Regions from separate parts of the Homo sapiens genome. Here region 1 is linked to region 2. The links are chromatin loops, found by intact Hi-C in ENCODE. Cell type or tissue: CD14-positive monocyte. All regions are shown on one strand. Links, peaks and the distances in the headings refer to the core of each region. The heading gives the core; the rest is flanking DNA. Region 1 overlaps MCF2L2 (MCF.2 cell line derived transforming sequence-like 2). Region 2 holds the start of LOC107986160 (a long non-coding RNA gene).

Region 1 (15,745 bases), core at 3,979-11,978, 74 kb before region 2:
AAATCATATATAAAGACTAAAGGAAAGCACAAGAACAAATCCTCATTAAATAGAAAATATAAAGATTTGTTTTAAAGGACGAAACAGAAATTCTAGATTTCAAAAGTATAATAATTGAATGAGAAATTCACTAGAGTGGCTGGCTCAATAGCAGATCTGAGCAGGCAGAAGAAAGAATTAGAGAACTCAGAAATAGGTCAATTGAATCTATCCAGTCTGAGGAAGAGAAAGAAAGAGGAATGAAGGAAAAATGAATAGAGCCTCAGAGACTGTGAGATACCTTCAAGCACGCTAATGACGCATAATGGCAGTCTCAGAAGGAGAGAGGGATAAATGGGCTAAAATAATATTTAAAGAAGCAATGGCTGAACATTTCCCAAATCTGATGAAAACATTAATCTATACCTTCAAGAAAGTCTATAAACTCCAAGAAATATAAATTCAAAGAGATCAAGATCCACACCTAGAGATAACATAATCAAACTGTCAACAAAGACAATGAAATTATCTTGAAAGCAGCAAGCACATAGAAGGACTCTTCAATAAGATTAACAGCTGATTTCTATCAGAAATCACAGAGTTGAGAAGGCAATGGGATGACATATTCAAAGTGCTTAAAGAAAAAGAGGGTCAACAAGGAATTCTATACCTAAAGCCAATTTATCTTCAACAAAGATGCCAAGACCATTCAAAGTGGGGAAAGAATAGTCTTTTCAATCAATGGTTCTAGGACAATGGATATCCACATGTAAAAAAAGGAACTTGGGCCCCTAATTCACATCATATACAAAAATTAACTCGGAATGAGTCAAAGGCTTAACTGTAAGAGTTAAAACTATAAACTCTTTGCAAAGAACACTATCAAGAGAGTAAAAAGACAATGCACAGTATGGGAAAAAATACTTGCAAATAATATATCTGATAAAAGTCCAGTATCCAGAATATATAAATAACTCTTACAATTCAACCATAAAATGACAAGCCAATTAAAAAACATACAAATGAGTTAACTGACATTTCTACAAAGAAGATATACCAATGGCCAATATGCATGTTAAAAGATGCTCAACATCACTAGCCATGAGGGAAATGTAAATCAAAATCACAATGAGATACTAGTACATGCCCACTAGGATGGCAATGATAATAATAATAATAATAATAATGTTATTATAATGAACAATACAAGTGTTAGTAAGGAAATGGAGAAAATTGAACCCAACTATTATATTGCTGGTGTGAATGTGAAATGGTGGTACTGTTTTGAAAGATGATTTGGAAGTTCCTCAGAAAGTTAACAAAAGTTACCATATGGTCTGGCAATTCTACATATATACACCAAAGAAAACTGGAAATAAAGATTCATACAAAAATCTGTACAAAAATATCTACAGCAGCTTTACTTACAGTATCCAAAAAGGGGAAAAACCCCAAATCTTCATCAACTAATGAATGGATAAACAAAGATGGTATATCCATACAATGGACTGTTACTCAGCCATAAAAAGGTATGAAGTACTGATAGATACTACAACATAAATGAAACTTAAAAAAATACGCAAAGTGAAAGAAGCTAGACAGAAAGGGCCATATATGTGATGTGTAGAGAAAACATCCAATAGAGACAGGAAATACATTAGTGATTGCCAGGGGCTGGGTAAAGGTGAGAGATGGAGAATGATTGCTAATTGGTACAGAATTTTTTTGTTGGGAGAGTTATGAAAATATTTTGGAAGTATAATTAGAATTAGGCTGTTAAATACTTTAAAACAAAAAACAGCTGGGCGCAGTGGCTCACACCTGTAATCCCAGCACTTTGGGAGGCCGAGGCAGGCAGATCATAAGGTCAGGAGATCAAGACCATCCTGCCCAACATGGTGACACCCTGTCTCTACTACAAACACACAAATTAGCCAGGCGTGTTGGCGCGCCTGTAGTCCCAGCTATTCGGGAGGCTGAGGCAGGAGAATCACTTGAACCTGGGAGGCAGAGGTTGCAGTGAGCCCAGATGGTGCCACTGCACTCCAGCCTGGGCGACAAGAGCAAAAACTCCATCTCAAAACAAAACAAAACAAAAAACAAAAGTAAGAAGTAAAAAAATAGAATTAGACTGGGGATGGTTATTGAGCCTTGTGAATAATCTAAAACCCACTGAATTGTATATTTTAGACAGTGAATTTGATGGCATGTTAATTATATCTTGATGTTTTAAAAAAAGTAGTACAGTGTCTGAAAGGTAGCATTGGCCATTTGAATCTCTGTTAACATTTTCTTGGGTGGCCATCAGATTTTTGATTAAAGGTGACCTTGGCAATTAAGTGGTGGGGGGAACACAACCAAAAGGGACAAACCAACACAACCACACACAATCACACAACCCCTCCACCTCCACCACAGTGGAAATCAAGCATAGGTGCTTCCAGGGACTGTGAAAATGTGGCCACAGTTGTTTTCCCAGCAAACCATTTTCTTTCACAATATCCCCAATTTGCACATCCCCCACTGAGCTGAAATCAGTATAACTCGACAGACGAAAGTCAGCAGGGGTAACCTACCTTTGATATTATTTTGTTGTTCCATCAATAATTTACTTATTTCTGAAAACCAACAGTCTCTGATTTCTTTTGAAGCTGCCTGCAATCACACATAAGAAAACACTATAAGACTACCATGAGTATTAATTGCAGAGTTTTTATTCTCCCAGTGACCGTTAGACTAATGAGATAGAAAACACTTGTCAAGTCATGGGAACACAATAAGGAAAGAGTAGAGGAGACCCATGGGGAAGGCATGAGCGTTACCTGCAGGATGTATTTCTCAAGTCCATTTCGACTGGCAATCTCAAACTTTCTATGGCTCCCCCTTCCAAGCTGGCGAATTGAAAGTGTCATCAGCTATTATAAAGAGGGAAGAGAAATGTTCTATACCATCGTTTTCTGATTTTAAAATAGTCCCTGTCAATCACTCTAATCCTTTCTATCCTTGACAGCTCTCTTCTTTCATCTTCCTTTCAAGTTTTTGCTTTCCTCTCTTAATGACTCCAAGACAGCATAAAACACAATCTGGTACAGTGTCTTCTGTCTCATCTGTTTCAGAAGGTAACACAGACTGTTAACTTTCTACTGTATCTTTATGCAGGAGGCGCTGCAGCCCTCAACCTTTCAGTGAAGAGATCATTTCTCCTTCAACGTGTATTTTACAACTTTCTACGTAATAGTAACTGAATAAGGATCTATTCAGAAACATAAATAACAAGGCCAGGTATGGTGGCTCATGCCTCTGTAATCAGTCCTGTAATTCCAGCACTTTGGGAGGCCTAGGTGGGCGGATCACCTGAGGTCAGGAGTTCGAGACCAGCCTGACCAACATGGTGAAACCCTGTCTCTACTAAAAATACAAAATTAGCTGGGCATGCTGGTGCGTGCCTGTAATCCCAGCTACCTGGGAGGCTGAGGCAGAATTGCTTGAACCCGGGAGGTGGAGGTTGCAGTTAGCCAAGATCATGCCATTGCACTCCAGCCTGGGCAACAAGAGCAAAACTCTGTCGAAAGAAAAGAAAGAAAGAAAGACAAGAAAGAAAGACAGAAAGAAAGAAAGGAAGGAAGGAAGGAAGGAAGGAAGGAAGGAAGGAAGGAAGGAAGGAAGGAAGGAAGGGAGGGAGGGAGGGAGGAAGGAAGGGAGGGAGGAAGGAAGGAAGGAAGGGGAGAAAGAAAACAAAGGCTACTATGAACAAATTAACAGCTTTAATCACAACAGCATAAATATATATGGGTGTGGCTCCTGTATGTGGGTGTGTGTGTTTCATAGCCTGAGAGCTAACTGGCTATGAAACAGTTTCTAAACAGGTGAGAAAACAATGCTTGGTGTGGGCCTGGGTGCCTTAGACCCCAAGGTCAGGACAATGCCTGCACTTAGACACAAAGATACACCGTTGAGAAGGACAAGTCTAAGATGAAATCCAGCCCATGTTCTCATCACTAAGTCTTTCAACTCTCTTTTACCTCTTTGCCTGGAAGAAAGAGGGTACTTTTACTAATTAGTTTGTCCAGACTGGCTGCCATATAGTCTTTTTTCTCTAGTACAAAGGCACTCCTATGCCAGCCCTGGCCCATAAGCTCTGACCCTGGAGTCAGACAGACCCGGCTATGGATTCTAGCCCTGTGGTGTGGTATTTGGCAAGTTAACTTCACCTCTCTACACTGCAGCTTCCTCATCTGTAAAATAAGGAAAACGATCTCTCTCTTTTCTGCATAGGGCGACTCCCAGATGCAATAGGACTCCCTTTACCTTCATGGTCTTCTTGAAGCTGTAATGAGGAGATAATCCCTGGTCCCCAGGCTCCATTCGTATCTTACAGAACACTATTCCCCTTTCAAATAGGTAGATTTGCCTCTGGCTGGGTTTAAATCGAATCAAATCCTTCATTTTATAACGATCCTTGTGAATTGTCCAGACGCTGAAAGGGCCGTGCAGCAACAGCTTGCCTAGTTTTCCAATATCGTCCTTTTGGAAACACACATACAGGAAAAGAAGCTGTAAAATTACTTGACAGAGAAAGAAGCCTTTGTGGCCTGTTTTCAAATTTTATAAAGCATGCTTCTTTGAGGTTTACAATTCTAAAAGTGCTATTCAGGCTGGTCTGTCACTAAATCAAAACGACAATTTTTTGAGCTTCACTGAGCGTGGTGCCATTTAGTTATATAAGGAAATCAATTCAGCTATGAAAGGTAATGCTATACATAAAGAATGTTAGAAATGCTTGAGCTAGAGATACGGGGACTGTGATATTTTTGACTCAATTTTAACTAGCAGAATTCAATTTCCTCTGTGCTATGTTTGATACATGACAGTCTCCTTCAAAGGGACAAGAAATTAACATTTCAATTATGTCCAGTAGAGATAGAATTTTGGCTGCATTGCGGACCCATGAGCATCTGTGTGTTCCATCTGCATCCTAACTTCTGCTTCAGGTATATGAGGACCTGAGAAAATGAAGCTTGTTCTGAAAAGAGAAAGTTTACTGTGATCTAATCTTCACAACATTGTAATGGAAATAGTAACTGCATTCAACTCTGAGTTTTTCAGAGTGAGTCAACAGTGCCAAGATAATACCAAATGACAGATTTTTAAGAAGTCTGTTTGACTCTAGGCATAAACTGTGATGCCCCTGTCTCCACCAGCAAGGCTGCCTTTGTCATATGTCTGGTTGAAAGTCCAAATGAGATGACCCTGCCTTCTCTGAGCTCTCTTCAAAAGACAGTGGACCAAGATGAGCTGGGAGCGAGGCATTTTATCTGGTATTTTTCAAAACTTCGATTGCTTAAAGCAGATAAGAATTCATTTCCCTGAATAAAAACACCAAAAGGAACAAATTATTTGAAGGGGACCAAGACAAAGAAATCTCCCTAAGTGACCTCTAGCTGAGATCAATCCCTATGATTTCTGAGTTAATACTGGAAATATGTACTTCATTCATAATTGATTGGGCATTTTTATAATTTATTGTTTATATGTTGGGCAAACTCTAGGTATCTTTTTTAAAAAGGAATTGACTTTACTTCTGAAACATTAAAAGAAAAACTTCAAGAGCAATAAACTCTAGTCATTTCTATGGTGTCTATGGCGTTATTTCCTATGTTAATTTTCTATTTTCTTCTTTGGAAAATTTACATATGTAGACTGTGGTGAATAAAACCCTCAAACTCCCAGCCACGAGGCCTTCTTTCCTAAAAGCCAATGCTCCTGTTCTGTGTTAACAGTTCACCACATTCCAAAACAGAAGGGTGGATAGGTCCATGAGGACCCTGGAGAATTTTTTCACTCTATCTGCATCCATCAAGGACCCACTCAAATGTAATCACTACAGACCTTAGTGACTGCTTTTTCCTTTAAATCCATTCAATTCATAATCAATATCGACATAAATAGTGCAGGAAATATGTTTTAGTAAAGGCAACTGGTAGAAGTAGATACTTAATATTTGCCACATAAACAAATGTTATCAGCACAGGTTGAGCATCCATAATTTAAAAAATCTGAAATCCTCCAAAATCTGGAACTTTCTGAGAACCAGTATGACACTGGAGGTGAAAAATTCCATACCTGACCACATGTGATGGGTGGCAGTCAAAACACAGTCAAAATTTTGCTTCACGCACAAAATTATTTTTTATTTTTTATTTTTTTGAGACGGAGTCTTACTCTGTTGCCAAGGCTGCAGTAGAGTGGCACGACCTTGGCTCACCGCAACCTCTGTCTCCTGAGTTCAAGGGACTCTCCTGCCTCATCCTCCCGAGTAGCTTGGATTACAGGCGTGCATTACCATGCCCGGCTAATTTTTGTATTTTTAGTAGAGCCAGGGTTTCAGCATGTTGGCCAGGCTGGTCTCGAACTCCTGACCTCTGGTGATCTGCCCACCTCAGCCTCCCAAAGTGCTGGGATTACAGGCATAAGCCACTGCTCCCGGCCTTCATGCACTAAATTATTTAAAATATGTAAAATTACCTTCAGTCTATGTGTATAAGGTGTCATGAAACATAAATGAATTTCGTGTTTACACTTGGGTTCCATCTGCAACATAACTCAGTACGTATGCAAATACTCCAATCCTCCCCTAAAAAAAAAAAAACTCCAAAACACTTTTGGCCTCAAGCATTTTGGCTAAGGGATATTCAAACTTGTAGTTTCTATCTTACAATGTATTCACTCTCTACCTCATTTTAAACATTCGACGCATCTTACAGAAATATATACAGTATAGACAGATAGAAAATAACCGAGGGAATTAAGGTGAAGAAAAAATAAAGAAGTTGGGAGCTTGGCGCCTGCCTGTAGTCGCAACTACTTGGGAGGCTGAGGCAGGAGGATCACTTGAGTCCAGGAGTTTGAGGCCAGCCTGGGCAACATAGGGAGATCACCATCCCTAAATATAAAGACAATAAATCAGATGAACTGTTCCAGAAGGTGTAGAAGATAAAAGAAAAGATGAAGAGGTTATATGTAAAATGCATATAATAAAGCCATTTAAACTTGATGTAAACTTGGCTCTGACTTTCTAATAGCAATACAGAGGGAAACATGGTGAGTGGTACGATTTATTATGTCTGAAGACATACACAAACCGGTTGTTCAGGAAAAGCACAGCTATTCCTACTAAGACATAAGAAACATTTCTCCCAGTGATATGTTGTCACTGAGCAACATCCTCAACCACGCCCTATGATAGAAAGAGGAACATGTTTTAGGTAAAGCTGCTTGTAAGAACACATTTGGTCAGTGTGGAGGCTCAGCTGTCAAAGTAATTCTAGAAGAGGCTAGGATGATAGGGGAAGGGGGAATAAGTCGAGGTGTACACTCTCTAATGACTTGTGAAGATGGGGTGACGTGAGTTAAGGCATCCACAAGGCTATTGTAGAGGAAACAGCCCCAACCAGAAATGCTGAAGAGGCAGCCTCAGGCAGCAAGGTTTGTGCTTTATTACCTCTGAACTTTCCTCATCACCCCATCCACAGCCATGCTGCTGCACCTTCATAGGCAAGTAATCAGAGGATGTGAATCCAGAGAGGTACCAGCAGCTGACCATAGGGCCCCCAGCATAAAAACAATGTGCCAGGGTTGGGGGTTGGCAATGTGATCTCTCCCTGAACTGAAGAAAACAGGAGGAAGTGGTGACCAGCAGGAGACGGGGCTGTGAGATGCTTTAGGGGAAAGCAGGCAGTGGAATAAACGAGAAGGAAACAGAACTATGAAGAAGGTGAGTCATTAGAAATTATGAGGAAGAGGAAGAAACTGACGGAAGGGAAAAAAACAGTCAGTAGGTGGTAAGAGGGGGGGCGAGCAGGCATGTGGGTGCACTTGACATATACAGGCGGGTCACACAGGTAAGAACCCCGGCTCCCTCCCCAGGCCCAGGCCCCAGAGGTGCTGTGGATCCTGGGTTTGCTCAGTTCCCATCTCCGCGAACTTGGCTTTGCCATCGTGACTTCTTGAGAAGCTGCAGGTCAGCTTTCCAGTAAGCCCATTATTACTGGAAGTGACTCGGGGGGAGTCGCTGGGTCTTTCAAGTCTGGCAGAAACATATGGGCACATATCCTCTGGGTCATGTTGCACAAATGTTCTCAGGACCACACATATGACGGTATTGCCCATCTCCACGCCCAAGGTCCGATCTCCAGCGGGTGAGCACATGCCCTACACGGTGCTGACCAAGGGCAGGCACACACACTGTTCACTGTGCTGTGTGGAGCTGCTCCGCCTCCAACAGGAAGCTGCAGGGACATTCCCTGAGCAGGAGCAAGAATGACCTTTTCCGTCACGTGTACCTTTTCTTTCCAACTAGACTGTAGTTGATCTCAAGGTCGGAGACCACGTTGCACAACCTCTTTCAGATACGTGTTCACCAGTATTTATTTATTTATTGGCATTCCCTAGTATTTATTTATTTATTGGCATTTAGTGGTGCTTGGGAGTAGGGGACAGGAAACAAAATACTCATCACTGTGAGGGAATATTGATTTATCCAAGGAGTTCATTCAGCGACGCCCCTGTACTGGGTTGAATAGTGTTCCCCCAAAAACTCATGTCTATGAGACCCTCAAAATATGATCTTATTCGGAAAGAGGGTCTTTGCAGATACAATTGGTTAAGATGGGGTTGCCCTGGGTTAGGATGGGTCCAAATCCAATGACTGGTATCCTTATAAAAAAAGAAAACAAAGAAATGGAGACGCACGCTGAGGGAACAGCCATGCAAAGGCAGAGGCAGAAATTGGAGTGGCACAGCTGTCAGCCAAGGAACTCCAAGAATTGCCGGCAGTCACCAGAAGCTCAGACGAGGTAAGGAAGGATTCTTCCTGAGAGCCCTCAGAGGGAACGTGGGCCTGCTCTCACCTTGCCTTTGGACGTCTAGCCGTCAAAACTGTGAGGGAATAAATTTCTGTTGTTTTAAGTCACGTACTTTGTGGTTCCTTGCGACATCAGCCCTAGGAAACGAATATACTTCCAACTGTTTTCCACCAGTAACAAAGAAGTGTGGCCATGTCACACGGTGTGTGGAAGAACCTGATGGTTGTGAACTCAGAGATGGAACATAGCGGCTACCTCAAATGAGCGAGCGATAAGTTAGATGGCCTCCTCTGTACAAGAAGTGATAGCAAAATCAATTAGTAAATGCTACCACTTTCACACCTGGGCATTCTGCAGGTAAGAGCCCCGATACAAGGATTTCAAATGTGACTACATTGGCCAAATGAAGAGTCTGGCTGAGAGAGTGAATCTAGGGAAGCTGGCCTCAGCAAGAGCTTCTTTTGGGTGCCCGTGTTTCCATTCCAGGTAGTAAGAGTTAATATGACTGTCACAAACTTACTGCACAAAGAAGCAGGAAACATCTGTATAAATGCGTCCACACAGAGCCTGAGTCCAGAAATGAAAAGCAGAAGCTGTGGGAGCCTGTGATTACAATAGTCAGGGGCAAAGAGGTATCTTCCTTTCCAGCTTGAGCAGGTCCCCATATAACGTACCACTAGGGCTGTTTATTCGGCATCTGTTGGGCGCCAGGCACAGTGCTTGGTGCCTTACCCATCATTTAATTCTCACTTACTCCCGGCAACCGCCTGTAATATAGGTATTGTGGGGGGGTGGGGGGGGTGGGGGGGTGGGGAATGAAGAAGATACTTTGCCTGGGTCACTAGGATTATTTACTTAGCCCTATCTCTGCAGCTAACACTGTGGTAAGGAAAGAGGAAACTGAAATAGAAATAAAATCCTGGCCCTAGCTCACAATGAACTTACAATACAAGTACATCCTTTAGTGGTTTATATAAATTTGTTCCAAAAAGGAAGACTGTTTCATTCAATCTTTACAAGTCAACTTTGGAACTTATCCCTGGCAAGTCAGAATTTAAATGCATCTCTAATATGCATTGGATTTGAAAAAAAAAAAAACTTTTGTTTTTTTTTTGCAAATAGATAGAAGTAAATTATAACTCAGTGTTCCACAAAACAAACTTGTTTGGAAAAGAATTTTAAACTTCTGTGATTAAATTAGACCCAGGACTAATTGAGTACACAGAAAAACAAGAAAATATAAATATCAGAAGGGATTTTTTTCTAGTTGCTTTCTAGTTGTTTAATTGTGATAATTTAATTATCACATTCAATTTCTTTCCTTTATAAAACCAGGTTAATATTAAATTTCAAGCAGAGAAACTAAGAGGTTAAACTGGACTCAGCCATGCATATAGCTGTAATTTATTACAGGTGATCATAAACACCTGTAATAAAACTCTACAAAATGGAGACAAAGAATCTCAGAATCATTTGAGCTGAGTTAGAGGCAGTTGTCAGTCAATTCTAATCAGAAACAGATAAAGAGTGGAATAGCACCCTGATAGGGAATGAACAAGAAATAGTCCAAGGTGACAGCCATGTAATCTTGAGTGAGTTAACTCTTCTTTCCATGGATCTTCTTTTGAATCAGAAGGTTGAAAATTCCAATATCTACTCCTCCATAATTCAACAGGATTATACAAAACTGTCAGGAGAAATTAGCTGATGTATTAGATGTAAAAGTAAGTTAAGTCTTAGTAGAAAAGGTACCAAAAAGCATCTGGCAGAGGCACAATTCTGAGGACACATGGTCAAAAAAGGTCCTTTGCTTTTTGCGTGTAAAATCTCCAAATTCTGTAAGCTGGTTCATCCTATTTGCATGCAAACTGGCTGGGAATGAAATTAGGGCAGAATGTTATTTGCTCATGTTTTAACCATTCTTTTCTCACAGCCTCCTCCTCCTATGTTATTTACACTGTTTCCTGCCCTGTGTATTGTTTCCAGGACATTCATTAGATTCAGGGAAATGAAATTTAATAGGGATGTCTAATACGTAATTCAAGATTTAAAAAGGAACAGAAAGATGCCCTGGATTGACCTAACAAATTGTTCCCTTGACTTTCCTCAGGCGAAGAAAGAAGAATTATTACCAAGAAAATGATCCTTATACACACCCTAACCCTACTCTGCAGTTTATGCATATCCTCTTGAATCATGCATCAGTTGTCATCAGAGACACCTTGGAGTCCCAGGGGACAGTAACAGCATCATGGCTGGGATCACAGCAAACCCCATGGGGCTAAGTTTCTGAGATCCAGGCCCAAGAAATACCAGCGTGGGAAGTAAAAATAACTCATTTTTCGGACCTTAATAACTTTCATGGTTTGATTTATGACAAGGAAAGAAAAGTCATTTCCTCTACCAAGACCTCAATACATGGTATGTTCAAAACCAAATAAAAATGAAAAGAAAAAAAAAGAGAAGGAAAAAGTATAATATAATCACAAGTGACAAAAACGCAGAAGAGGGGGTCACAGAGATGTGATGTAAGAAAAACTTGGCCGGGCACGATGGCTCTCACCTGTAATCCCAGCACTTTGGGAGGCGGAGATGGGTGGATCACGAGGTCAGGAGTTCGAGACCAGCCTGACCAACATGGAGAAGCCCCGTCTCTACTAAAAATACAAAAAAAAAAAAAAATTAGCAAGGTGTGGTGGCAAGTGCCTGTAGTCCCAGCTACTCAGGAGGCTGGGACAGGAGAATCGCTTGAACCTGGCGGGCAGAGGTTGCAGTGAGCTGAGATCATGCCATTACACTCCAGCCTGGGCGACAGAGCAAGACTCTGTCTCAAAAACAAACAAACAAAAAGAAGAAGAACCCAACCTGCCATTGCTGGTTTGTGCTTTATTACCTCTGCTCATAGAAGCCATGAGCCATGGAGCGTGGGTGGCCTTTTTAAGCTGGAAAATTCCAGGAGACAGATGCTAGACTCCAAAAAGGAAAGGAAACACCTTGATTTTAGCCCATGAGACTGTGTTGAACTTCTGACCTTGGAACTTCAAAATAATAATAATAATGAATTTGTGCTGCTCTAAGCCACCAAGCTTATGGTAATTTATTATGACAGTGAAATAAAACAAACACATCTGAATAAAAATCTAGAGTACTTCAAAGTAAAAAACAAAACAAGTCGAATATTAACTATGCTCCAGTCTCAAAGAGATCATACAGTTATAGGGGATGTTTTGCCTGGAATGCCTGGGACCAGCCTGCTCCGGATTAACACTGACGCTGGAGCTCAACTCCCCAGCATTGGCCTCTAACTGCATCTCTTGGGTTTTCTTTAGACTATTTGGATTAATGCATGTACACTATATACTTTTGGGGCCTCTTCTGGGATCTGTGATATAAAATTGGGGCAAGAATATAGGACCTGTTTCCAAAATACTTTTCTTAGAGAAACTCTGAAACAAGAAGACAAATCTTTTACTATTTTAATAGTGCCATGAGTTAGAAAATAAATTGCTCCTCCAGGACTTTTCCTCTGCCCATATATGTTCTGGCCCTTGACTTTCTGGTTTGTCCAGACAGTGGGTCAGTCCCACATTCAGAACCCTGAGGAATAAATCCAAGATTCCTGAAGATGCCAAGGGACAGCTTGGAATCTTGTAGTGCGGGTTTACTGAGCAATTTAGGCGACTGTCCTCAGAGTCCAATTCCTTTACCATAGACGATCTCTCTGACTTTGCCAGAGCATTTCCTCACTGTGTAGTATTGCACCTGCCTTTTGTGTGAGATGCTCTAACACTACTATGGAACATACCGGACATTCAGTCACTGCTGCTAGGTCCACAGCCAACTCACAGGACTTGATCAAATCCTCTATCACTGCCAAAGCTTGTTGTAGTTCAGTTGAGAATGCTGAATCTTTGGTTCTCTTTGGCCCATCCTGTGGAAAACAAATGCCTTGTTGGAAATCAAAAGTATACCATCTGCAAAGTGAAGAAGGAAAACAGGACAGAGATGAGGAGCCAGGGATCCAGCCAACCCTGACTGAGAAGGGTGGATATTGATCTGTCTCCCTGCTCCCAAAGCATGGTGGCTAAAGATGCTTACTGATTTAGGTATACGGCATAGAGACAAGCAAAATCATCTACCTCTGTGCATTGTACTAGTGACGAATGAAGTTCATAAATCATGGAAATTATATTCCTGCTACATAAGAAACATATAGAATTCAGCTATATAGCTGAATTCTATATGTTTCTTATGTGTATATATATTATATAAATATTTATATAGTATATTAAATATTTATATATTAATATATAATTATATGTTTATATATTAATTATATATATTAAATATTTATATATTATATATTATATAAAATATAAGTATATATATTATATATATATATATATATATATATATATTTTTTTTTTTTTTTTTTTTTTTTTTTTTTTTTTTTGAGAGCGAGAGAGAGTTTCACTCTGTCACCCAGGCTGGAGTGCAGAGGCACGATCTCGGCTCGCTGCAACCTCTGCCTCCTGGATTCAAGCAATTCTCCTGTCTCAGCCTCCCGAGTAGCTGGGATTACAGGTGTGCGCCACCATGCCTGGCTAATTTTTGTATTTTTAGTAGAGACGGAGTTTCGCCATGTTGACCAGGCTGTTCTCAAACTCCTAACCTCAGGTGATCCACCCACCTTGGCCTCCTAAAGTGCTGGGATTACAGGCGTAAGCCACTGTGCCTGGCCAGAATTTAGCTTTTTTAAAGCATGGAAAAACCTAGCTCCTTTTAAATAGGCTTCTCTCTCTTTTATACCCCTATTCCCTGGGGCTTACTGAAAAAAAAAATACCATATGGCCGGGCGGGTGGCTCATGCCTGTAATCCCAGCACTTTGGGAGGCTGAGACAGGCAGAGCACTTGAGGTCAGGAGTTTGAGCCCAGCCTGGCTAACATGGTGAAACCCCGTCTCTACTAAAAATACAAAAATTAGCTTAGTGTGGTGGTGGGCGCCTGTAATCCCAGCTACTTGGGAGGTTGAGGCAGGAGAACAGCTTGAACCCAGGAGGCGGAGGTTGCAGTGAGCCCAGATTGTGTCATTGCACTCCAGCCTGGGTAACAAGAGTGAAACCCCGTCTCAAAAAAAAAAAAAAAAAAAAAAAAAAAAGTAGCTGGGTGTGGTGGTGTGTGCCTGTAATCCCAGCTACTCAGGAGGCTGAGGCAGGAGGATTGCTTGAACACGGGAGGTGGAGTTTGCAGTGAGCCAAGATTGCGCCACTGCACTCCAGCCTGGGCAACAAAGTGAGACCTTGTCTCACAAAAAAAGAAAAAAGAAAAAGAAAAAGAATACAATCTGAGTATCATATTCCTATATTTAATGTGGAAGCCTTATTCCTGTGGGAAAAATTATACTTAAAATCATCCCAGAGGAGGACATTTGTAAACTCCTATAGAGACAAAGAACTCCATAGAGGCTGCTAAGTGGAAATTTACTAATGATTTACATGTAAAAGCTATAACATCATATTTCCACACTGAATCTCCCCCAACTCTGTCCTTCCTTCCTCCACTTGTCCCTGGCCCTCCCCACATTGCACCACCATTAAAGATGCCAAAGAGATAAGCCAGCGCTCTGCACCTCCCGAACATAAAGACTCAGCATTCAGCGGAAAAGCAGTAACTAATTAAAGAGACCAATGTTCCAATTACAACCACAGTGACATTTAGGATGTGATTGGGGTGATTGTTTCAGCTCTAAAGGCTTTTGCATGGGCTTGAGGTATTTTATCTCCCTGCTACCTACATGCTGTATTTATCTGTTACCTGGTAAATACACATAAAAAAATTTTGGTTTATTCAATGTATTTTTTTAACATCTCAAGTTCTGCAGTGAAGAACAGCTAGCCCCTTTGCTGCTCCGCATCTGGCCCTGACTCTTTTTGTCCTCTACAGCACAATGTAGTCACAGGGTTTAATATTTTCTTAATCTATGCGGAAGCACTGGGTATTTGCATCTTTGGATGAGAGACATGAGTGACAGGGCTGATGAATGGAATAGATCGTGCTGCTGCCTCTGAAAAACGTATCATGGATTCGTAGCTTCTCATTCATAATAAAGAAGCTTCGCTTCCTGGTAAAAGAAAACAGACTCTCACCTGAATTTATTTTAACAACATCAATAAGGGATTAAGAGTTCTTGGCAGGGCGCAGTGGCTCACGCCTGTAATCCCAGCACTTTGGGAGGCCGAGGGGGGGAGTGGATCACGAGGTCACGAGATCGAGACCAGCCTGACCAACGTGGTGAAACCCCATCTCTACTAAAAACAAAAATTAGCCGGGCGTGGTGGCGGGTGCCTGTAATCCCAGCTACTCAGGAGGCTGAGGCAGGATAATAGCTTGAACCCGGGAGGCGGAGTTGCAGTGAGCCGAAACTGCGCCATTGCACTCCAGTCTGGGTGACAGAGCGAGACTCTGTCTCAAAAAAATAAAAAAATAAGAAATAATTTTTTTTTAAAGTTCTTATACCAGGCATCTTCCTCCTTACCAAACACTGAATGCTCAGTTTCCTTTCAGATCCTCACCTCTTCCCATCCCCCTTCCTTCCGCTAACCCTCCTTCACAAAACACGAGGTGGCTAGGGTTTTGAACTGTATAATGTAGGGTTCAGAAAAATCCTTTAAAACATTATTAAACTCCTCTAACTAGGGCTAGCTCCTCTTGCTCCAGGCTGTAAAAATATGACCTGTGTCCTGAGCTGCTTCTGTTTTCAACAGGTCCTTGTCATCCATTCTGAGCAGAAAGGGCATGCAAATGACTGCCCCATAAGACATGTCTCAAGTGTTTCTTGCTAAAACCAGAATATTCTATAGGAAAGGGAAGAGAAACCGCACTGCTATAACACAGATTTCTT
Region 2 (15,745 bases), core at 3,169-11,168:
ACAGCAGTGAATGTTACATTGTATCCTTTTGCAGTTTCTCATCTATGACATTACTATGCCTGAATTCCCCACTGGACTTTGAACTCAGTCTTACTCATCTTTGGATCCCCAGCGTGTAATACAGGCCCTTCATAAAGAGTGACCATTATTACTAACAAAATTTCCTCTCACTGTGAAACCTGCTCCCAATTATAAAATGAATTGTGCTCTTTCGAACTCCGTTGATCTATTGTATGCAGGGTGGATCATAGAGTCTTATTTCATAATAACCTAGTGATGGAAAAATAACAATGATTCAGGAGTAGGTAATGGACCTTGTCATCTTTTACACTGAATGATGAGATTTCCCTAATTTATAGATTTTGTCATGCATGAGATGCCCTCAGGAGCTTGCAGAAATGCCTTGGCACGTTGCTCTGCTGACATGTGTCAGATGGCTGGTGTGGAGGTAGAGGGAGTCTCCTCTGCCAAGCAAGTCTAATGGAATATAACACTGGTGCCATTGAGGATGCAATGAGAAGGACCCACAGCAGATCCAGAGACTGCATTCATAAAAGCTGCACAGTATACCATGTTTTATTAAGGTATAGACAGATTAGTTGTGTTCTAGCATAGTGGTTTTCAAAGCCTGACCACAACTCACAAGAAGTACATAACACACACACACACACACATACACACACACATTTTTTCATTTACATCGTAACTGATGAGATATCTTTTATTTTTATTTGCTTAATTTTTTATTTCTTTTTTTTTTGAGACGAAAGGTGAATTGTAGCCAAAGTACTTTTAGGAAATTTTAAAATTACACATTTTGAAAGCTCTAGGAGGAAGAGAGCATATTCAAGTAAAACCTTTCTTTTATTCAAATAGTAGACTAAAAAATTGACCATAGACTAACTCAGCAATTGCTGCCATATTTCTTAGTGAGGGATTCCTTATGAGCTCCATTGAATGATAAAAGGATACTCTTCCAAATCAGAGCAACAATCGTTTCTTGTGACACTGCATCCTTTTTCCCTTCCTTCACCCTGAATTGCCCCTAGGGTATACCTAGGAGAGGGAGGGCTGGCAACCAGCTGCTGTTGTGAAAGGGATGTCATTCATGGCCTGCCCTATTGGGAGGCCAATCAGGCGGAACAGCCCCTCTCCCCTTATGGTCATTTTATCCTGAAGAAAAAGGGTGGCAAAAAGATGGCAAAAAAGATTGCTGATCACAGATCACTGTTACAAATACAACAATTGGCTGGGCATGGTGGCTCACGCCTGTAATCCCAGCACTTCGGGAGGCCGAGGCGAGTGGATCACGAGGTCAAGAGTTCAAGACCAGCCTGACCAACATGGTGAAAACCCGTCTCTACTAAAAATACAAAAATTAGCCGGGCATAGTGGCGCATGTCTGTAGTCCCAGCTACTCAGGAGGCTGAGGCAGGAAAGTCACTTGAACCCGGAGGTGGAGGTTGAGTGAACCAAGATTGTGCCACTGCCCTCCAGCCTGGGCGACAGAGCAAGATTCCGTCTCCAAAAAAAAAAAAGGAGGGGGTGGCAATGAGACAGGGAACTGCTCTGGGTCCAACTCCCCTCACATAGCCCCAACCCCCATATCCACCCCACAAACCTCCACCTCCCCACTTCCAGCCTCTCCAGTTTCAAAGTGACGCTTACCAACACGCAGGCTCTCCAGGAGCACCTTGAAAGGTAACTTCTTACATCTTTCCAAAACACTTATAATCTAATTGTTCTTTCTCCCCTATATTTTGAAGAAATGCATGCTCTCAAAATTGAAAAAAACGCCTAGAGGAATTTTGTAAAAAAATTATATTTTTCCAGTTTCTCCAAAGGACATATAAACCCTTTTTAAACTTAGATTTTGAAAAGTCCCAATAGCTGATTTTCAATCGATTATTGAAATTGTTTTTTTTTTCTTCCCTAAAGGGGAGATACCAACCTTTGAACAAAATTAAATTAACTTTTCCCCAAAGTTAAATGATTTTACTTTGTGATTTTAGGAATGTGTAGAAAGTGATTTCAGTTCCAACTCTTTTAAAGCAAGGGTATCTGGGCCAGGCGTGGTGGCTCCCTCCTGTAATCCTAGCGCTTTGGGAGGCCAAGGTGGGGCAGATCACCTGTGGTCAGGAGTTCGAGATCAGCCTGGCCAACATAGAGAAACCCCATCTCTACTAAAAACACAAAATTAGCTGGGTATAGTGGTGCGCGCCTGTACTCCCAGCTACTCGGGAGGCTGAGGCAGGAGAATCGCTTGAACCCGGGAGACGGAGGTTGCAATGAGCTGAGATCACGCCACTGCACTCCAGCCTGGGCAACAGAGTGAGTCTCTGTCAAAAAAAAAAAAAAAAACAAACAAGCAAACAAACAAACAAAAACAAGGGTATCTGGTAATTTAAGGTGAAAGTATTATTCACTATTATAATCAATTTTCTTAAAAACAGGAGCTATTAGGCCCAATTCTGAGGAGAGAAAAAAAAGCAGATTTCAAGGGCCCGTGCCACCTTCTTTGTTTAAAGCATAGAGAATGATAATAAAATGTTAAAGGTTCAGCATTTTCTGGCATTGTAAATTTAATTAATTAATTATGTAAATTAATTATGGAAATGAGAAATAAAGTGAAAAGGTATGTCAAGTAAGAATCAATAATTATCAAAACGTTCTCTACCAAATGGGATGCAGGGGAGAAGGGTGAGAAGAAGGGAAGGAAATAAAGGCAAAGGCATTTGCCCACAGCCTCAGTCCAGGGTGTTCTACATGACGCAGCCCCAGAGTAAAAAATACTAGCCACAGGAATGAGTGGCTCTGTCTTCCTCTCCAGAACTGACGGGCAAAAGAGGGGGAACCTCACCTTTTTTTTTTTTTTTTTTTTGGAAACTCACTGGGTTTTGATATGGAGAACAGGAAGAGAATCTACCCTAGCAGCACATTCACAGATGGTTTGTCTGCCCTATTTGCTCCATCTCCCTGGCTCTTCCTAGCACTTCTTTTCCTACTTTCCATTTTCATTGGCCGCAAAAGCCACTTAAATATTCCTTTGGAAAACTGGGCAGTCTGTCCCCTTTTTAAAACCACAACTATTTCCAGGAGAGTTAAAGGGCTTTCGGACTGCCCATCATTCATGCATTGTGGTGAACTAGCTCAGACTGCCTCTACCTTTAGTCCAGATCAGCTGCCTTGGGAGGGCGATTCCTGGAGGAAAGGATGAGGAGAGGAAGGTTTTAGGACATCGTATGGACTGAAGCCCCGTTGGAGGGGAAGGGCAGGCTTGAGGAACAAGCCTCAGTGTTCCTGAGGCTTTGTGGAAATGAGAAATGAATAGAGAAAGATAAGAGACTGGATCCTAAATGCAATTTTGCCTATTTCAAAATTTTCACAGGGTCTTTTTTTTTTTTTTTTTTTGAGACAAGGTCTTGCTCTGTCACCCAGGCTGAAGGGCAGTGGTGTGATCATAGCTTCCTGAAGCTTGCAGCCTCGAACTCCTGAGCTCAAGCGATCATCCTGCTTCAGCCTCCCAAAGCGCTGGGATTACAGGCATGAGCCACCACCCCCAGCCTCAGGGTCTTTTTAATCCCTAAGATCTTAAATTTCCCAGCTACTATTGTTAGTAATGAGTTCAATTTACTTACTGGTTAAATTGGCTTTTATTATTATTATTATTTATTTTATTTTATTTTATTTTATTTGAGACAGAGTCTTGTGCTGTCGCCCAGGCTGTGGTACAGTGGTGCAATCTCAGCTCACTGCAAGCTCTGCCTCCCTGGTTCATGCCATTCTCCTGCCTCAGCCTCCCGAGTAGCTGGGACTACAGGCACCCGCCACCACGCCCAGCTAATTTTTTGTATTTTTAGTAGAGACGGGGTTTCACCATGTTAGCCAGGATGGTCTCGATCTCCTGACCTCATCGTCTGGACTAATACTCTAAACGCTATTGGCAATAGTTTGTTTACAGGAAAAACATCTTCTTATAAAGCTGACTGCAAATGTTTTAATAAATTTGCAAATATGTAATTCTGTTTAAAATATCAGGAAGTGAGAAACATGTTATGTGATAACTCTTTCCCATTCCCGAACCAAGAAAATGTAAAGGCAGTAAGTGTGCCAAGGACACTGAAAGGAAGCTGCCCGTACATCTTTGAATCTTCTCAGGCTGTTTGGTTTCATCTGATTTTAAGCTCCATGGATAAATTTCATTGTAACAATTTTTATGTCTGTAAATCTTAACCCATAAATAAAATCACAAATCAGAAAAGTACTTTATTAGGCCAGTCTTTGTCCAAGCAAATTTGGTCCCAAAGCTAGTTTACAAATAATTGCCACACAGCTACAAGGCCAGTGGGTTGACTATCGTAGCATCAATGGTGTGGGCAGGGCTGCAGCCTCTGGGGCAGCATTAGCCCCAACTGACAGAGGGTATAGGTGCTCTTAACAATCTATGAGACCCCCCACAACCTGGACTCAGCTGTCATAAGCCTTTACTTCTTATGTTCTTCCTAAGTACTTTATCGGGCCAACAAATTCATCCCATGAGGAATCCAAGATGGAAACGTCAAAACTATCTTTGGTATCATGCTTCCTCCCCCTACCTTCTCTGCCTTGATCCCCTCCTTCATTCTACACATTTTCTCTGATAGTCGTGTTCTAGCCACTAGGGAGAACGTTTCAGTCAATGGGTATGATTTCTGCTCACCTCTTTTTGCCATAGCTATTAGTAAGCTCTCACCACTGATGTCTCAGCTGACTGTGACAACTGCCAGCGGCTGGTCAGCCTGCCTGCCTTCATCTAACCTGCTCTTTACTGTCTACCAGAGTCAGCTTCGTAATACACAGGTGCCCTCCTCCTCCTGTCAACATTCCTCAACCAAAGCCTCAGTAAACTGTCTCTCATCTACCTTCCCAGCATTCTTGAGCCATTCCCAGGATAGCCTAGGCCCTTTAGACCTCTGAGATGTTATACCCTTCCTCATTCTGGAATGCCCTTCAGTGTCTTACCCACCTTTCAGAGTTCTATTTATTCTTTTTTTTTTTTTAGATGGAGTCTCACTCTGTCACCCAGGCTGGAGAGCAGTGGCACCATCTTGGCTCACTGCACCCTCTGCCTCCCAGGTTCAAGTGATTCTCCTGCCTCAGCCTCCTGAGTAGCTGGGATTACAGGTGCCCGCCACCATGCCCAGCTAATTTTTGTATTTTTAGTAGAGACGAGGTTTCACCATGTTGGTCAGTCTGGTCTTGAACTCCTGAACTCAGGTGATCCACCCACCTCAGCCTCCCAAAGTGCTGGGATTACAGGTGTGAGCCACCACGACCAGCCTTATTTATTCTTTAGAGTTGAATTCAAATGCCACCTCCTTTGAAAGCCATCCTTGATGTCCTTGTGAGGAATTACTTTCTCTACCACATTATATATTCCTTTTACTGTAGAAACGTCATTCTGCTTTATATTATAAATTATTAGAAATATGTTGTTTCCCCCATGAAAGTTTCAAGTTTCCTGAGTTTAGGCCTGATGATACAATCATTTTCATATGACTCACAGCAATTGCCTTAGTATATATTAAATTGAGCTGAATAAGCCATGTACCCAGTTGAACACACCAAATATTTTAGTGATGTCATTTCTTTATTGGTGAAAGAGCAAGGCCAACGTTGATCTTAATGTTATTCTCTCTTTTATCTTATTCAGCTCCCTCAACAAAAATACATTCTCATAGATTAATGTAATCACCACCTCACTCCTCTCAACTTTAGACCCTATACTAGCCTGAGAAATCCAGATCCAACTTAATGAGTTCTCCTTTATCCCAAGTCCTCATGACCTATAAATGTAACCTCTAGGACAATGTTACAAAGAGTGAGATCTTTATACCACCTGCATTCTTGTCACCAAACGTGTAAGTTAAAAATTCAGATTCTGAGTGTGGTGACTCACGCCTGTAATCCCAGCACTTTGGGAGGCTGAGCCAGGTGGGTCACCTGAGGTCAGGAGTTCGAGACCAGCCTGGGCAACATGGTGAAACCCTGTCTCTACTAGAAATACAAAAATTAGCCAGGCATGGTGACAGGCACCTGTAATCCCAGCTACTCTAGAGGCTAAGGCAGGAGAATCACTTGAACCTGGGAGGCGGAAGTTGCAGTGAGCTGAGATCACTCCATGGCACTCCAGCTTGGGCAACAAAGTGAGACTCTGTCTCCAAAAAAAAAAAAAAATTTAGATTCCAGGACCCGACCCTACACCTCCCTAATTAGAATCTCAGAGAGTGGGGCCCTGGGAATCTGCATAATTCATAACCTTCTCAGAGCTCTGGTACACAAGAAACCATGAGAATCTTTGTTCTGGAAACTTCAGAGAACTTGGCTGAGGGCCACCCCAGGATTTGGTGGCGTCCCTGAATCTCCCATTAGCTCTGACACTGACTAGACTTCAAATATCACAGAAGGCAAGCATTGAAGTGTGTTTATATTCAAATAGTTTTCTTGTTGAGAATCAGAAATATTAATAAAACTTTTGGGAGTCAAAGTAATGAGAAGACAAGGAACTGAACTTGCCCCCTGATCTGTTATCATTTGGCAGTAAGGTACATATTCAACAATAGGATAATTCTGTATAAGACCTGAATCTGACCTTCTTTCATCTTTCACACTGACAATTCTGTCTCTAAACACAGGATTAAATGAGGAACTAAAATTCACCAAGATCCTGCTAGGTGTCAGGTACAGTGCTAGCTGCTTCCACACATTTCTCATTTAATCAGCCACCTGTGAAATTGCTATGATTTATCACCATTTGGCAGAAAAGGACATTTAGGGCACAAGAGATTAAATAAGCTGCTGGTTGGGTACATTAAGTATTAATAAATAATCAGATAGATAAGTTAGGTAGTTAAGTAAGCTGCCAGATTAGTAAACAGCTAGTTTCAAATCCCAGCTCCAACATTTACTAGTTGTATGACCCTTGGGGAAACTCAACCTCTGAGTCTCATGGCACTGCTGATAAAACGGAAAACATCATCCTCACAAGGTTCTGAGGACTAGGGATGGACTCAGGTACACACAGCACCCAGTACAATGTCTGGCCTTCAGCCAGTGATAGCAACCCTTCACTCACCTCTCCATTCCCTTCCAGCCCCTGCATTCAAAAACTTTTATTTATTTATTTTTTTAATTTAGGAGGCTCTTTGCTCAGAATCCTGAAAAGGCTTTTGTTACTTTATTTTTTCTTTTTTTTCATCTTCTGGGAGCACAGAATAGGCTTCTGCTCCTTTAAATAACTTTAACAGGCACCAAAGGAACACTGCTAGCTCTTTCTTAATTCTGTAGGTCCACATTTAGGAAAAAGAAATTGTCAGCCTCTGACTTATTTCCAGCTTACAAAAAGGCTGTGATGTTGGCAGCCCGGGGAAAGCAGTTCCCGTGAGTCATGCTTTCACCTTTCAGCCAGTGAAGAACAGGAAATAGTCACATCACTATTGCCAACAAGCACAGCGAATCGCTTCCACCACCGGGCTTTCCCAGATGACGTCAGTGAGCCAAGTGCAGGGCATCACCCTTGCCAGATGGCCCCGGAAGAGTCTCAGCTGCCCTGTCAAGTTTAGCTTCTCAAGCTCCCCAGAACCAGCATGGCAAGGATCACCCCTCCAGAAAAGGAAATGATTTCTCTGATCATGATCAAACCATGTCATAATTTTAGCTGTAGGTGGTGAGTATCAGTGACTGTATTATAGATGGTTTTGGTTCACAGCTATTTTTTTTCTCGGTATATTTACTCTCAAGGGCAAAGGGGTGGCATTTATCACAATGCTATGATTCACTCTACTAGACTGGCTGGGTTTCATTTCATCTTTGAGTTCTAGACCTAAGGCCAAAAGGATGTCAGAATCGCCACCCAGAGCTAGATGCATGCTCAATGCAACCTGGCCATCTCTCTCGGACAGTGGCCACTAAACACAAGCTGCAATGATTATTGTTGATGTTAGTCAATTGATTTGTCCCCCTTTTAATAATCCATGATCCACACAGACATGAATCTAAACCTTTTTTTTGAACCTATCTTTTTCTTACTAGTTTTCTTACATATTTTGGAATAACAATTTCCCTGGTTATAATACACAATGTGTGAAACACTAATTGCATTTATTGGTCCTAAATTCATTCCCAAGTCTAGGATTTGGGGATTTAGTGCACAAATCCACTTTCTTCCTGCTCATGTTGTTCATGACTTTATGGATTCTGCTTACATTTCCTCCCAAAGCCTTGGTCTTTCTAAGCAGAAATCTGACCAGCCTCTGTTCCTACTCTGCTTCCTCCACCACCTTGACTGTTAACATACACTGTTGTGGGAGAAGCTTTTCATTAAATACGCAAACAAATCAACAATAAGGAAGAAAACAACTGAAGCACAGAAGGATGATTGTAACATGGACTTGTGCTTGTTTAACAGTACCCATACTGTTTGGTGAGTTGCCTAAATACAGAGGGAGATGGCAACTTAACAGGATGGGTTTGGAGTCTGAATTAAATAAACAACATGGCAAAAGAAGGAAGAAACCAAAAGTTGGGTGACTAGGGCTTCTTGGATTCTACTCAACACTTTCCACACCTACAGGCCTCTGATTCTATCCCCACCGCTGCTCCTACACTGTCTATGTTTCTCTTTTACAACAACAACAAAAAAATAGCACTTGTTTACTGTTCACAATTATTGAAATAAATCACTCTAATTTGGATTCCTTTATATGAGAACTTCCATATGCTTAAAACTCCCGTAGCATTTTTATAGTGTACAGGTCATAAACATGTTGTCTGAAGATGGGCAAAGTAGGTCGTAGAGATAGGAAGTGAGTTCACATCACGGCGTGAGTCAAGGCAGCAGCATATGAGCTCAGGGGCCAAATCTGAGCTGTGATCATGTGACACAGTCCTCACCTTCAGAGATGACATTCTCCCAGAAGTCCAGGGTGCAGAAATGGATAGGCTGATGTTCACTTTTGAAGAGGACCACAATGAAACCCTTTTAATATTACTCAATGATTCCACAGACCTCCTGGGTGTTAAATCAGGTGAATCTATTTTTAAAAATTGCTATTTACTTTTTTAGGTGGCTGATCAGGACAGTATGAAATTTCATACAGTTTCCTAACTTGAGAAAACATGGTGATGCAATTCCTCCAACCAGGAGGGATTTATGGACAGCGGTGGCTACGTCCTAATCTGCCCAGAATACAGGATGACTAAACAAATTGGCAAACGGACGCAGCTTTCTCTCTCTCTAAGAAAAGTCTGCTGAGAACCCTCGTTCCCACTCTGTTTCTGCCTCCAAGAAGAAAAGCCTAAAACTCACTTTCTTCCGGACTCTTTCAAGGTCAGTGGAGTTCCTCTGGGGTTCATATTCAGATACTTTGGGGATTGATGATGGATCATAAATGTTGCTGAAGTTCATTTGAGCCCATGGCCTCTGGTTTCAGAACCATTCAGCCAGTCAAATATTTAAATTTTAGTGAGGCAGGGGAAAGGGAACCCCTTCGGGGGCTGCTATACAGCAACTTATATTCACAATTCACAATTAAATACACTTCAGTTTCTAAATATATGTTACTTTAAAATTATACAGTGCTTAGCAATTTTCAAATTTTCATTTTGTGCTCAAAATATTTTCAGGAGGTAGCTGTTGTTATACCCATTTGTACAAGCAAGAAACTGAGGTTTCAAGAGGTTATGTTGCTTAAACCCAGATCTGCCTGATTCCAAACCTTATGCTTTTTTTAAACTTCTATTTTGAAATAATTATATTAAGTCACATGAGGTTGCAAAGAAATGGAAAGTCTCATGTCCCCTTTCTCCAAACCTCATCCAATGTTAACATCTAAGAAATTGACACTGGCACAATCCACAGAGCCTATTCAGGGTTCACCAGTTATTCACGCACTTGTGTGTGTGCATGTGTGTGTGCAGCTCTGTGCAATTTTGTCATGCTCTTTTTTTTTTTTTTTTTTGAGACATAGTTTCGCTCTGTTGCCCAGGCTGGAGTACAGTGGCACAGTCTCTGCTCACTGTAACCTCCAACTTCCAGTTTCAAGCAATTTTCCTGCCTCAGCCTCCTGAGTAGCTGGGATTACAGGCATCTGCCACCACGCCCATCTAATTTTTGTATTTTTAGTAGAGACAAGGTTTCACCATGCTAGCCAGACTGGTCTCAAACTCCTGACCTCGTGATCTTCCCACCTCGGCCTCCCAAAGTGCTGGGATTACAGGCGTGAACCACCGCGCCCGGCCTGTCATGCTCTTTTTATACATGAACCATACACTGTTCTGCCAATTTTAAATATGAAGGCAGATTACAGAAATAAATAAAATGATTTTTCTTTTACTACAACAGTATCTACCAATAATCACATACATGACCAAATAGCTTTCACTTCTAGCTGCCGTTAAGAAGAAAGAAAAGGATGAAAAGAAAAAAAATCCTATAAACCCCAGTTCTTGAAAGCATTAGTCTGTGCTATGTGCCTTAGGTACAGATTAAGGAAACACAATTTGTTGATTTATTGATAATTGTGACAGCAATCTTCCCTCTTGTCAGGAAGTTCTATAAGTAAAATAAAGGTAATTTTACCTTGACTTCAAATTTAGTCTCATCATCTTCCTTTCCCCGGGAGTTCAACTCTGTCTCCGTATAAGGTTCCTCAGACGTTCTCAGAGGACGAGCTAGAGGGACTAAGAGAACCTGCCATTAGTGTGGTTATTTAACTTATAAACTATAACTCAGTGCACTTTGTCTGATTTGGACAAATAGCTGGACCACGTCAATGTGGCTAACTATAAAAGCTCACTTGAGCTGCTGCGTTGATTTCCTAGGGCTGGATGAAATTGGAGGTGAAGGAGAGACACAGAGGAGAAATAGAATCCTTGACTCCAGGGACTTGACATTTCAGCAGAAGAGAAAAAAGTCACACCCAGCACCATATGAAACATTAAACTACAACAAATCTGTACATATAGCAATGTGGTAAAGAATAGTAGATTTTCTGTCATTCCCATTTTTAAGGCCCAGCTAAAAGGTCACTTTTGGCTGGGTTTGGTGGCTCACACCTGTAATCCCAGCACTTTGGGAGGCTGAGGCGGGCAGATCACCTGAGGTCAGGAGTTCGAGACCAGCCCGGCCAACATGGTGAAATCCCGTCTCTATTAAAAATACAAAAATTATCCGGGAACAGTGGCAAGTGCCTGTAATCCTAGTTACTCGGGAGGCTGAGGCAGGAGAATCACTTGAACCTGGGAGGCGGAGGTTGCGGTGAGCTGAGATTGCGCCACTGCACTCCAGCCTGGGCAACAGAGCTAGACTCCATCTCAAACAAACAAACAGACAAACAAACAAAAAGGCCACTTTCCTCATGAAGTCTTCCATATTACAAACTTTATGGATTCTTTTATGCACTGCTGCTTTGGCATGCATCATGTGTACAGCATAATGTTGCACTTGATGTTGTTCTTGGATTCAAAGACTAAATTCTAGGTACTACATTGTATTGAATATATTTTCCATTATAAAGGTAATTAATTTTTGCTTATTACAGAAAATCTGAAAAACACTAAACTCTTAACGCTGAAGCACAATCACTTAGTATATTTCCTTACAGTCTTCTTTCAAATGCTCTCCCTCTTTTTACACACATACATGTACACACACAATCATACTATGATTGTATTGTAAGAGGATGGCCATGCCTGCTGCTCTTGCTCTTTTCTCTTGGCCACTCTATCTCCCTTCTCCCCACCTGGGAAATATCCTTTCTTCAAGCTCCATGGCCATTTGGTAGTAAAATTGGGACTTGAGAGGAGAAGGCCTCAAGGCTTCCTAACCCACCTTACCAGCTTTGCCAAGCATTGTGGGTGATGGCCACAAGGCTAATAGATAAGAGGTACTTTGAATTCTTATTTGTCACAGTCACCACCCTTGCATATGCTGGTCCCTTGGGAAACTCACAGGAGACATGATTAATCCCAGGCAGGATTTGAGCATTTCTTTCTTTCTTTCTTTTTTTTTTTGAGACAGAGTCTCGCTCTGTCGCCAGGCTGGAGTGCAGTGGTGTGATCTCAGCTCACTGCAACCTCCGCCTCCCAGGTTCAAGCGATTCTTCTGCCTCAGCCTCCCAAGTAGCTGGGACTACAGGCGCGCACCACCATACGCAGCTAATTTTTGTATTTTTAGTAGCGACGGAGTTTTACCACGTTGGACAGGATGGTCTTACTCTCTTGACCTCATGATCTGCCTGCCTCGGCCTCCCAAAGTGCTGGGATTACAGGCGTGAGCCACTGTGCCCAGCCAATTTTAGCATTTGTAGGTCCCAAGACCAAAATGCCATTCATTGAATGCCACCAATATATCACCCTGATTCTTAGCTATGGTAGACTTGATGGAGGTTGACCATCTGATCTCCAGAGGCCCCTTCCAACCCTTCCATTCTGTGAGCCAACTGGAAGCAGCTTGGGCTTTCTATGGGTTTTTCATAGATGTTATGTTGAAAATCGCAGAAAATTACACTGCTACCCCAGGTTATACATATTACCATTAATGCTGCTTTGTAATAACAGACAATCCTTTGGGCTCCTCCCTCTCTGTGGGATCTCTATAAAGTGAGTGATTCCAGGCACAATAACTAGATGCTAGAAATGCATGCACTATAATTTGTGACACCATGACTGAGAAGCGCCTGTCCTTGACACTGTAAGTAGAGTGAAGCAGTGAAAGGCGGGGCCACAGAAGCCACACTGCCAGTGTTCAAACCTTGCTCTTCCATGCACGAGACAAACATGATTACAGTCACCTCTGTACCTTACCTTTTTCATCTGTAAAGTAGGGAAAAATGAGAAATCCTACAGTAAAGGGCTGTGATAAGGCTTTAATGAGTTCATTTGTGAAGAATGTAGATCATATACAATGCATAACACATTTTAGCTATTATTGCCACATGGCACTAAAAAGTTTTTTCACGTTCCTTATGAACTTCAGAGGTGTTAGAAGTTGTAGCCAAGGCATCCAGCTAACAAGAGTCAGAGCTGAAATTCCAGCTCTTAAGCCCCTCCACACATCTTCTTTATACTGTGAAATACAATTGCTTATCTTGGCACAGACTCAGTTACTAAGGAATCAGACAAAAATGTTTGAAAATCCTTTTAGTGACTTGCTGGAGTCCACACTCAGTAGATACTTACCAAAAACAAAAGTGCAGGATTGTTCTGCAAAACGAGCTAGTTGTTTGACTTAGGTCAATGACAACCTGTTCAGACTTGACAAAGACCTATTTATTCTGGGAAGGAGTGTTATCTATTATGAAATCTTGTATTTGAAAAGCTGAGAAACAACCCTGTAATTCCTGCTTTATTTACTTGAAACAAACATATGTACCTGGAAACAACGAATGAGGCCAAGTCATAGATGTGAACATAGTTTAGCTTGAGGACAGACGAAAGGTCAAGAGAACCAAGTTCTGTTTCCAATCATCTAAGAAGGATGTCTCTGTGTATGTTTGGGTATGTCTGTGGTATGTGTGTGCAAGTGTGTGAGAGTGTATGTGTGTGGATGTGTGTGTGTGTGTTTGCAGATAAAAATTCAGGAAAGAAATACACTAAATGTTATCAAGGCTTACTTCTAAAAAGTAGGATACATGGTGGAAGACAAGGGATCGTAAATTGTACTAAATGGAGAATTACCAAAACACCCCACAATTTTCATATAAACAAAAACTGAAAGAATTTATTGCTAACAGGCCAGGCATGGTGGCTCACAACTGTAATTCCAGCTCTTAGGGAGGCAGAGGCAGGAGGATAGCTTGAGCCCAGGAGTTCGAAACCTGCCTGGACAATATAGCAAGACCCCGTTCTCCACAAAAAGGAAAAAATAAAGACAAGAAAAGAATTTGTTGCTAGTAGACTCCCCAACAATAAATACTAACAGAAGCTCTTTATTCCGAAGAGAAATGACACAAGATAGTAATTCAAATCTATAATAAGGAATGAAGAACCCCAGAAATGGTGAATAAGGGGGTATGTACACACACACACACACACACACACACACACACATGCACACACACACGTATGTATTTCTCTTAATTTGATACATGACTATTTAAAGCAAAAATTATAATACCATAGTGGGGGATTAACATATATAGATGTGATATTTATGATAAGAATAGCACAGAGGATGGATGGGGAGCATATGGAAGTATGACATTGTAGTATGTAGTATGATTTCCTATATTTTGCATAGAATGGTATGAAACTAATTCAATAGATCATGACAAGTTAAGGATGCATATGGTAATCCCCAGTCTGGTGAAAAACAGTACAAAGAGATATGATAACAAGCCAATAGAGGAATTAAAACAAAATATTAAAAAATATTTACTAACCCAAAGGAAGGCAGGAAAGGAGGAAAAGAGGAATAAAAAGCACATGAGACATGTAGGATAACAAAACAGGAACTCTAAATCCAACTATATCAATAATGATGATGGATGTAAACATAAAAATCTAATCACTCCAATTACAAGGCAGAGGTCACAGTGTATAAAAAGGCAAGACCCAACTATATGCTGCCTACAACAAATATACTTTAAATACAAAGACAGAAGAATAGAAAACAAAAAAAATATGTTCTGCAAACACTAAGCATGAGAAAACTGGAATGGCTGTGACAATATCGCACAAGATAGACTTTAAGAGTATTTCTAGAGGTAAGGAGGGAAGGAGAGACATTTCATAATTATAAAAGAGCTAATATATCTGAAAGACATAAAAACCATGAATATGTATGTGCTTAATGACAGAGGTCCACAATACACGACACAAACAAATGACATGTACATCCTGCCCAAGGGCAGTTTATTCCAAGGATGTACAGTTGTTTTAACATTTGAAAACAAATCATTGTAATTTACCATATTAACAAATAAAGAAGAAAAACCATATCATTCTCTCAATACATGGACCAAATAAGCATTTGAAAACTCAATAATCATTCACGATAAAAACTCTCCTAAAAAATAGAAATAGAAGAGAATTCCCTCAATCTGATAAAAGACATCTGTGGAAAACCTATAGCTTACATCATACTTAAAGATGAAACTTGAACTCTTTTCCTAATATTGGGAAAACACACAGATGTCTGCTCTCACCATTTCTATTTGACATTGTAGTGGAGGTCCCAGTCATTATAATATGACAAGAAAAAAAGTATAAAGATTGAAACAGAAAAAAGTAAAAGCATCCCTATTCACAGATGATAGGATTATATTTCTATATAGAAATCTATTCCTATTCTTAATTATATATGGTAAATTCCATTCATTATAGGGTTAAAAAAATGTTAAATGCCTAAGGCCTTTACACTCAAAACGACTGCATTGTTGAGAGAAATTAAAGATGACCTAAAAAACATAAGTTATAACATATTCAGGAATTGGAAAAGTCAATATTGGTAAGATAATAGTTCTCTCCAAATTAGCTCATATATCCAGTGTAATCCCTATCATAATCCCAGCAGAAATTGAAAGGTGATTCTAAAATTTATGGAACAATGAAAAGGACCTAAAATAGCCAAAACAACCTTGAAAAAGAACAACGTTGGAACATCGCATGACTTGATCTTAAAGGCTGACTAATAAGCTATGGTAATCAGGACCATGTGGGATTGGCATAAGAACTTACCTATTTTTTAAATCTTTGCTCAAAGAAC

What was found. Peaks named below come from ENCODE experiments on the same cell type or tissue, not always from the same donor. Only the 100,000 strongest peaks of a DNase experiment are listed, where the experiment ranks them.
Region 1: it touches region 2 in a loop (7-fold over the local background); 4 of 110 quality-filtered maps call a loop at or near these places.

The regions. Positions count from the first base shown.
Region 1 is chr3:183,203,321-183,219,065 of GRCh38, forward strand. It overlaps MCF2L2 (MCF.2 cell line derived transforming sequence-like 2), which reads right to left. Exons shown (of 30, transcript NM_015078.4): 22 at 12,649-12,774; 23 at 4,288-4,503; 24 at 2,802-2,894; 25 at 2,556-2,634. Among named protein-coding and RNA genes, the nearest start is that of B3GNT5, 42 kb to the right of the region's middle. In CD14-positive monocyte, for the core only: no CTCF peak of the experiment used is centred there; DNase peaks (open chromatin) are centred at 7,231, 7,731, 8,231, 9,421 and 1 weaker place; H3K4me3 peaks cover 2,751 bases; H3K27ac peaks cover 3,217 bases.
Region 2 is chr3:183,278,502-183,294,246 of GRCh38, forward strand. It overlaps MCF2L2 (MCF.2 cell line derived transforming sequence-like 2), which reads right to left. Exons shown (of 30, transcript NM_015078.4): 14 at 10,619-10,719. LOC107986160 (a long non-coding RNA gene) reads left to right here and starts at 7,555. Exons shown (of 3, transcript XR_001741040.3): 1 at 7,555-7,705; 2 at 9,104-9,367. RefSeq lists enhancers at 6,824-8,023, 7,511-7,720, 7,731-7,790. In CD14-positive monocyte, for the core only: no CTCF peak of the experiment used is centred there; DNase peaks (open chromatin) are centred at 7,490, 7,830, 8,880 and 9,210; H3K4me3 peaks cover 913 bases; H3K27ac peaks cover 2,027 bases.